Linked DNA regions of Homo sapiens: region 2 is linked to region 1. A link is a contact called in ENCODE Hi-C data. All regions are on one chromosome and are shown on one strand. The core of a region is the stretch at or near the end of the contact, and the rest is flanking DNA. Distances in the headings are between cores, read along the strand shown.

What was found. A loop is a pair of places that touch in the nucleus more often than their neighbours do. Pooled maps may share reads with other maps.
Region 2: a loop to region 1 is called in a pooled map, with 3 times the contacts of the local background. The contact joins two enhancer-like sites. A Hi-C loop is called at or near these places in 3 of 37 single-sample maps with no recorded cell type and 3 of 50 pooled maps.

The regions. Positions count from the first base shown.
Region 1 is chr2:61,692,388-61,697,144 of GRCh38, forward strand. No RefSeq gene overlaps it. Among named protein-coding and RNA genes, the nearest start is that of XPO1, 160 kb to the left of the region's middle. RefSeq lists enhancers at 2,075-2,204, 3,477-4,092 and a silencer at 2,345-2,504. Within about 2 kb of position 2,349, at least 29 of the 41 ENCODE cell types and tissues checked have a DNase peak (open chromatin) inside an H3K27ac peak, as active enhancers do.
Region 2 is chr2:62,143,261-62,148,017 of GRCh38, forward strand. It overlaps the pseudogene RPSAP26. Among named protein-coding and RNA genes, the nearest start is that of B3GNT2, 50 kb to the right of the region's middle. Within about 2 kb of position 2,556, at least 3 of the 41 ENCODE cell types and tissues checked have a DNase peak (open chromatin) inside an H3K27ac peak, as active enhancers do.

The DNA of each region.
Region 1 (4,757 bases), core at 1,099-3,598:
TGTTCAGAATACCAATTTTATGAATTTTTGATTCACAAAATTTCATTAAAGCCTTAAATTCAAGATGTTTCTGAAACTGGTAAAACTTCAAAATGGAACATTATAAAATGAAACAGTTGTCAGTATACTGTCTTTAAACAGTCAAACACAGCCTTGGTATAATTGAAAATAAAAACTTGTAAGTTCTGCTGCGCAGCTGGTAATCACTATCCTTAGTACCACACATAGTATATTATACAATCCTTAGTACCACACATAGTATATTATACATACAAAGGTGACTTTTGTGCATACCCAATAGCAAAAGTGTCTGATCCGTTCAGTGCCCTGCACTTTGAAGATATTTTTGTTAGATAGGTGTGGTATCACATACTTCCAATGTTGTTTCCAATTCTGTGTATGCTTGTTCCAAGACAGACTTTCATGACCCTAACCCATGGTAGCTTCCTGCTTGATATTTATATACATCTGTACTGAAGTTTGGAAAGGTCACTTGAATGAACAATGCTTGACAGTGGTGTCACCAACCTTTCAATATGTATGTTAATTATAAATAAAGGCATATCTTTATACATAAACTTTTTGAGGCAGAGTCTTGCTCTATTGCCAAGGTAGAGTGCAGTGGTACGATCTCAGCTCACTGCAAACTCTACCACCCGGGTTCAAGCGATTCTTATGCCTCAGCCTCCCAAGTAAGTAGAACTACAGGCATGTGCCACCACGCCCAGCTAATTTTTGTATTTTTTGTAGAGATGGGGTTTCACCATGTTGGCCAGGCTGGTCTCGAACTCCTGAACTCAGGTGATCCACCTGCCTTGACTTCCCAAAGTGCTGGGATTACGGGCATGAGCCACCACGCCCAGCCTTTATATATAAACTTTCATGTATGAAATCATAATGTGGTTTCTTTGACGAGTTTTATAACATCACTCATTCTGCATGATTTTAAAAAATCAGCTTTACTGGGTTATGATTTACATTAAATGTACCCATTTACCTGTACAGTTTGATACACTTAGATAAATGTACACACCTGCATTCTGTATGATTTGGGGGAGACAGGTGACCTGAGTTCAATCCTAAACTGATAATTTACTAATCATGTGACCTTGGGCAAATTACCTTAACTTCTGAAAGCCCTGGTAAAAATCCCACTTGATAATAAAATCGAGTCCAGGATAATAAAATAAAAATCAAGTGGGAGTACTTTTCACTCTGTAACCAACTACTGCTGAATTATTCTTTTCCTTTTTTTGGACAGTCTCACCCTGTCACCCAGGCTGGAGTGCAGTGTTGTGATCTCTCCTGGGCTCAAGCGATCCTCCCGTCTCAGCCTCCCAAGTAGCTGGGATTACAGGCGTGCACCACCATGCCCAGCCTGAGATAGCTTCTGTAATTATTCTAGCACAATGCTAAGCACTTGCAGCAGGTGAGTGGTTTGTTTCCTTTACACTCCCTACAAGAAATGTGAATGCAATGCTCTTCAGTTTTGGAGAACACAGGCAAACAACTGTATGTGCTAAATCATCTGACTTCATTTTGATCACAAGGGCTTCCACCAGCCAATGAATACTTGCTGTGAATGCTGCCCAATGTCGGGCCTGAGGAAAACCAGACAGTGGCTTCATGTCATTTTTTAAATCATGTCTGATATATTTCATTGGAGCTTTTCCCCCCCAATACCCAAAGAGATACCCAAAGAGAACTCTGAAAACACCAATACCCCAATTTCCTGCTTTGTGCCTGCATTTCTCTAAATATTTCCATCTGAACTTTGTCTGCGAGTATTAGGTCAGATGTCTACTGTAATTACCAGGCATCCTGGGGACTGTAATTAAAAGGCAGTTTGAAATGACTGACACTTTGATGGTGATTCTAGCCATTTCTATTTTCTGACAACGAATCTTCCTCAAAAATTTTACTGCCCCCTCATGTCCTTGCTCCCTGATTTTTCTTCAGTTAGGCACTCCGTAATTCAGCAGCATTCTTTTCTTTCCACAATTTATCTCCCTACTCCCCTTCTCATCACTTGGGTCCGGCCGGTGAGCAAGGAGGAAGAAACCCAAAGGGATCTTCAGGGTCCGCGCCCCGCAAAAGGTCTCACAGCAGAGACGTACAGGAGAGGTGACCCAACCCCCGGACCTGGATGGGGCCCTTATGGGAAAAACCCCGTGTTTGCTTCAGGCCATTCTATGCGGCATCCACGAGGTCTGTGGGCCAGCGGCACGGCGCGGCCCTGTCCCCCAAAAAGGAGGAGAGGCAGGAGGAAGAGGAAGTGGCCGTACAGGCCGAAGCCTTGTGGAGCCTCAGTGCGGGGCTTGGCCAGGTCCTAGGGGGCGTGGCCTCGGAGGCGAAAGCGCAGGGCGGGGCCGAGGTGTAGGAACCGGGAGGGGCCTCGTGGGGGGAGGAGACTCGTGGGGGCGGGGCCCAAGGGAGGCGGGGTGGGGCGGGGCCGCGGCCAGAGGAAGCCCCTCCCGGTTTCCCTTGACAGGGTCACCTGCCTGCAAGCCACCTGCGCTCCCCTTCCTCTCCCACAGCCTACATGACCAGTGTGGGTCGCCAGCCTGAGCGAGGGTGCTCAGGTGGTTTCTACTCTCATTTTCACTTTCCAGTGCCGCTGCCGACTTGGAGGGGAGAAAGGGGCGGGGCAAACCCTGGTTTCGCCCCCCCGCCCTCAGGCTGGCTGCCACGCGGGGGCGCAGTCAGGGGGTCTGCGCTGTGTGGGTAGGGGGTCTTCAGGGCTGCCCCTCCGCAGTGCCACCCTAAGCCAAGATTCCCACCCCTGAGGCAATCCAGGATGAAATGCACACTGGCTGGGGTCATGTTAAGTAACAGAAGTATTCCCAGGCCCCAGCTATCTAAAAATATTCTTCCAGCTTAACGGGTTAGTTGCCTTTTTTTTTTTTTTTTTTGTATTTTGTTTTTTCCTTTAAGTAGAAAACTGGACCCTGAGAAATACGTACGGCCAGGCTAACCTGTGAGCAGCAGGACATGGCACACCCTGGGAAGCGAAGACAAGGTTCTCCCTCCCTCCCAATTGCTCATATGTGACATGGGTCCTCTCTCAGCGGCTCCCTGCACAGGATTCTTTTTTCAGAGAGGCTATTCCATTTCTCTAGTTTTGTGACACCCTCTTCACTGAATTCCTTCACTTTAGCTTAAGTCTTGATTGTGTCACCTACCCCAATGCTAGTCTAAAGGACTAAAGAGAGTAAGCCTTTCGAGGAAAGAAAGAAAACTATATAATTGCTTTTTATGTATTCGGTTTAACCAGCCAACTTCTGTGCTACACGGTGGGAAAACAAAGACATATATGACACAGAAAAGTAACTATACTCCAGCATTATACATTTAATAACAAAAACATATGGTAGACACAAAGGTAGAATAGGTGAGGGGGTGACTAATTTCATGAGATATGGGGAATGGGAGCCTAAGAAAAAGTTTTGGCCGGGCGCGGTGGCTCGCGTCTGTAATCCCAGCACTTCGGGAGGCCGAGGCGGGCAGATCACTTGAGGTCAGAAGTTCAAGACCAGGCTGGCCAACATGGTGAAACCTCGTCTCTACTAAAAATACAAAAATTAGCCGAGCGTGGTGGCGCGTGCCTGTAGTCCCAGCTACTGGGGAGGCTGAGGCGGGAGAATTGCTTGAACCCAGGAGGCGGAGGTTGCAGTGAGCCAAGATCGAGCCATTGCACTCCAGCCTGGGCAAAAAAGCGAGACTGTCTCAAACAAACAAAAATACAAGCAAGCAAACAAACAGTTTCAACCCGGAGTGAGGCCCATCTGAGGGGGCATTTGAAGCATCAACAGGAGTGTAAGAAAAGAAAGCCCTTGGCCGGGCGCGGTGGCTCACGTCTGTAATCACAGTACTTTGGGAGGCAGAAGCAGGTGGATCGCGAGGTCAGGAGATTGAGACCATCCTGGCCAATACGGTGAAACCCCGTCTCTACTAAAAATACAAAAATTAGCTTGGCATGGTGGCGCATGCCTGTAGTCCCAGCTACTCGGGAGGCTGAGGCAGGAGAATGGCGTGAACCCGGGAGGCGGAGCTTGCAGTGAGCCGAGATCGCTTCACTGCACTCCAGCCTGGGTGACAGAGCGAGACTCCATCTCAAAAAAAAAAAGAAAAGAAAAGAAAAGAAAAGACAGCCCATGAAGTAGATACTAAGTGACTACAGAATGCTGATTGACAACACAGAAAAGAAACGAGGAGGTACAGAATTCCCTTTTTCTTTCTTTCTCTGTGTTTCTTTTTCTCTCATCTTTCTTCTTTTTCTCCCTTTCTTTCTCTTTCCACAGGTCTTGTAGTATCACCCAGGCTGGAGAGTAGTGGCCGTATCATTTAGTTCCCTGCTGCCTCAAACTCCAGGGCTCAAGCAATCTTCCCGCCTCAGCCTTCCAAGGAGCTGCGTGTACAGGCGTGCGGCACCACATCTGGCTAATTTAAAAAATTTTTTCTGGGCGGGCACAGTGGCTCATGCCTGTAATCCCAGCACTTTGGGAGGCCGAGGCGGGTGGATCACGAGGTCAGGAGATCGAGATCATCCTCGCTAACACGGTGAAACGCCATCTCTACTAAAAATACAAAAAATTAGCCTGGCGTGGTGGCGGGCGCCTGTAGTCCCAGCTACTCCGGAGGCTGAGGCAGGAGAATGGATGAACCCAGGAGGCGGAACTTGTAGTGAGCCCAGATCGTGCCATTGCACTCCAGCCTGGGTGACAGAGCCAGACTCCGTCTCAAAACAAAACAAAACA
Region 2 (4,757 bases), core at 1,306-3,805, 450 kb after region 1:
TGGGACTAAAGGTGAGGCTCCAAATCATCTGGGTACAGGCGGACCACATAGACCAAGAAAGTGCCTTTCAAACTGCCACATTTGTAATCCTAGCTACTCAGGAGGCTGAGGCAGGAGGATCCTTGAGCCCAGGAGTTCAAGACCATCCTGGGCAACATATTGAGACCCCATCTTGAATGAATGAATGGTGCCTTTCCCCAGACTTCCTTTGAATTGAAAGAAAACAAGTCACTTCATAAGTTACTTTATGAACCATTAAAACTGGATACAGCCATTTGCTGGGTGGCGTACCACCGCTTCAAATATCACTTATAGGGAATTTAGGGAAAAATCTTTTCCCCTAATATCAGGAAGTTTAAAAATAAGTAACCAGATAATCTGGGGCCAGGAGCATGTAGTGGGAGAGTTATCAGGCCCACCCAGTTCCCTGAGACAGGTGGAAAAAACTGACCCTTCTCTTCATCAGTTCTTATAGATGTAATTTCAACAAATGGGAAAGGATAATGCAAAACCCTTCCTTGTCCCTGTACACATGGGGAAGAGTTGAACAAAATGCTAGGGGAATTTGGCTCTGAAGGTCCCTGAATAGCTTGAGAGCTCTCACTGGGGACCCATCCCTGGGAGAATCAACTTGCATCACCTTTGGGCAACCACCCCTGGAACCATAACAGAAGGGGCAAGACCAAGCAAGTCCCTATTGCCTTGAGTGAGTCCTGGAAGAAAGTGGTTACTGGGGTAACCACAGCCTGTGCCATTCTTTACAGCCCAAATGCCATCCCTAGTTTTGCACCTAGAAGTTTAGCCATTAATTGTGTTCATAGATTTAGGGGTCCATGTGCATGTTTGATACTTTAGGTATATTGTGTGATGCTGACATTTGGCATATGAATGATTCTGTCACCCGGGTAGTGAACATAGTACCCAGTAGTTAGTCTTTCAACCCCAGTAGTCCCTAGTAGCTATTATTGCCGTCTTTATGTCTATAAGAATCCACAGTTTAGCTCCCACTTGTAACATGTGGTATTTGGTTTTCTGTTCTTGCATTAATTTGCTTAGGATAATGGCCTCCAGCTGCATCCATGTCGCTGCAAAGGATACGATTTTATTCTCTTTTATGGCTGTGTGATTTTTTCCCCCCCAGCTATTCTGGGAGCTACTCTCTTTAGGGTACCTTCGCATATGTAGTACGTTTTTCTCCTGTTAATCTGTGTATTGTCAGTTGATTCACAGGCCACCGACCAATTGGACCTAAATTGGTAGAGAAGTTTTTTCTCCCAACAGTTTATATAAATTTAGTTTATTAATTTTAACTGCTGCATAGTGTTCCATTTAGAATAGGCTGGAGGTTTTTGTTTTTGAGTTTCCTATTATAAACCAAAAACAAAATTCTAATCTCCCCAACCAACTGAATGTACCCCCTCAGCCAAGGGGATCCCAAAAAAAACCTGAAAAAGTTCAGGCCATGACAGGAAGAGGGGTGGTTAGAAGTTCAGGCCATGACAGGAAGAGAGGGGGAAGGTCTCATTATATACCCTTCTCTTTTTGGAGTTTAGACCCAACTGACCAGCATTAACATTAAAACAGAGATTTTAAGACCGACAAAACAGACTCTTTGTAGCAATAAGATCAAATTCCAACCTGACTCTGATGTAACATCTCATGACAGACAGCAGGCCCGGAAGGAGATCAGAATATTTTACCCCAAAATATATTTCTTCGACATACTTTGAATGGCCCTGCAAAGCTGTCCCTTGTGGGGGAAATTTGCATTTTTTTAGAGAATCTCCTTCCTCTACTAGGTTTTTCCACAGAGTTTGACACCTTTTAGGTCAGATAAGAGACTGTCACATCTATTATCTCTGAAGCTTGTTCTTTGGAGGTTTCACCTACATGACAAAAACCTTGGCTTCCAAAACATTCCCCCCTTACCATAACTCAAGCTGACTTCAACTCTTCACTCAGAGCTTAACTCTTTGAACCAACTGCCAGTCAGGAAATCTCTCAATCCACCTGTGACCTAGAAACAGCCCCCAACTCCCACTTTGAGATGTCCCCCTATTCCAGGCCAAAACCAATGTATACCTTCCATGTATTGATTTATGTCTTTGCCCATAACTTCTGTCTCCCTAAAACCAAGCCGCAATCCCACCATCTTGGGCACATGTTCTCAGGACCTCCTGAGGCTGCAGCATGGGCCACGGTCCTTAACCTTGGCAAAGTAAACGTCTTAATCAATTGAGACCTGTCTCAGATGCTTTTTGGTTTACACTATCAATGAGTGGGTTTTTAGGTTGTCTTCAATTTTCCATTGCAAATAATGCTGCTGTGAACATCCTTGAACATGCATCCCTGTTTACATGTACAAATATATCTTAGAAAACAGGAATACTGTATCATGGGTTATGTGCTTTTTCTTTCTTTCTTTCTTTTTTTTATTGTAGACACTGTCAAATAGACTTTAGAGTACTAATAAATGTTTAACAACCAGTCTTCCAAAAAGAGGAAGTGGGGCTGATTTGTAGCATTTGCCAATTTCCATGGTGTGAATTCTTCCACCATGGCCGATTTCAAACTACTAATGAGACATGAATGCACAATCAGCTCTGTTAGCTGGTATGAAGTGGCTCCAGCATAGTTCTCAGAATCTCTCAAACTCAGAATGCATATAAATATTGGCAAATAGCCCTCTAAAGTAGCCCAACCAATGTATACTTTCACAAGCAGTGTATGAGAATATCTACAGTCATGCTCCGCGTAACGATGTTTCAGTCAATGACAGATGACATGTGTGACAATGGTCCCATAAGATTATAATGGAGCTGAAAAATTCCCATCACTAGTGTCATAGCACATTATTTATGTGTTTGTGGTGATGCTGGTATAAATAAACTACTGCACTGCCAGTCATATAAAAATATAACACAATTATGTGCAATACATAATACTTGATAATAAGTGTGTTACTGGTTTATGTACTTACTATACTGTGCTTTTTATCTTTTAAGTATACTCTCTACTTATTAAAAAAAAAAAAAAGTCCTTTCCACGCTACCTGCAGAGGGGTCCATACGGCGTTGTTCTGGATTCCCATCGTAACTTAAAGGGAAACTTTCACAATGTCCGGAGCCCTTGATGTCCTGCAAATGAAGGAGGAGGATGTCCTTAAGTTCCTTGCAGCAGGAACTCACTTAGGTGGCACCAATCTTGACTTCCAGATGGAACAGTACATCTATAAAAGGAAAAGTGATGGCATCTATATCATAAATCTGAAGAGGACCTGGGAGAAGCTTCTGCTGGCAGCTCGTGCTATTGTTGCCATTGAAAACCCTGCTGATGTCAGTGTTATATCCTCCAGGAATACTGGCCAGAGGGCCGTGCTAAAGTTTGCTGCTGCCACTGGAGCCACTCCAATTGCTGGCCGCTTCACTCCTGGAACCTTCGCTAACCAGATCCAGGCAGCCTTCCGGGAGCCACGGCTTCTTGTGGTTACTGACCCCAGGGCTGACCACCAGCCTCTCATGGAGGCATCTTATGTTAACCTACCTACCATTGCGCTGTGTAACACAGATTCTCCTCTGCACTATGTGGACATTGCCATCCCATGCAACAACAAGGGAGCTCACTCAGTGGGTTTGATGTGGTGGATGCTGGCTCGGGAAGTTCTGCGCATGCGTGGCACCATTTCCTGTGAACACCCATGGGAGGTCATGCCTGATCTGTACTTCTACAGAGATCCTGAAGAGATTGAAAGAGAAGAGCAGGCTGCTGCTGAAAAGGCAGTGACCAAGGAGGAATTTCAGGGTGAATGGACTGCTCCAGCTCCTGAGTTCACTGTTACTCAGCCTGAGGTTGCAGACTGGTCTGAAGGTGTACAGGTGCCCTCTGTGCCTATTCCCTACTGAAGACGGGAGCGCTCAGCCTGCCACGGAAGACTGGTCTGCAGCTCCCACTGCTCAGGCCACTGAATGGGTAGGAGCAACCACTGACTGGTCTTAAGCTGTTCTTGCATAGGCTCTTAAGCAACATGGAAAAATGGTTGATGGAAAATAAACATCAGTTTCTAAAAAAAAAAAAAGTTAACTGTAAAACAACCTCAGGCAGGTCCTTCAGGAGGGATTCCAGAAGAAGGCAGTGTTATCATAGGAGATGACAGCTCTATGCGCGTATTGCCCCTGGAGACCGTCCAGTGGGACAAGATGTAGAGGTGGAAGACAGTGATATTGATGATCCCGACCCTGTGTACACCTAGGCTAATGTGTATTTGTGTCCTGGTTTTTGACAAGAAAAAATTAAAAAGTAAATAAATTTTTAAAAATTTTAATAGGAAAAAAGCTTACAGAATGAGACTATAAAGAAAATATTTTTATACAGCTGTACAGTGTGTTTGTGTTTTCAGATAAGTGTTATTAAAAGAGAGCCAAAAAGTTAATTACAGTGAACTAAGGTTAAATTTATTGAAGAAAAATTTTTTAATTTAGTGTAGCATAAGTGTATAGTGTAAAGTCTACAGTAGGGTACAGTAATGTCCTAGGCCTTCACATTCACTGACATCTCACACACTGACTCACCTAGAGAAACTTCCAGTCTTGCAAGCTCCATTCAGATAAATACCCTAGACAGGTATACCATTTTTTATCTTTTACACCGTATTTTTACTGTATCTTTTCTGTGTTTAGACAGACAAATACCATTGTGTTACAGTTGTCTACAGTATTCAGTACAGCAACATGCTGTACAGGTTTGTAGCCCATAAACTC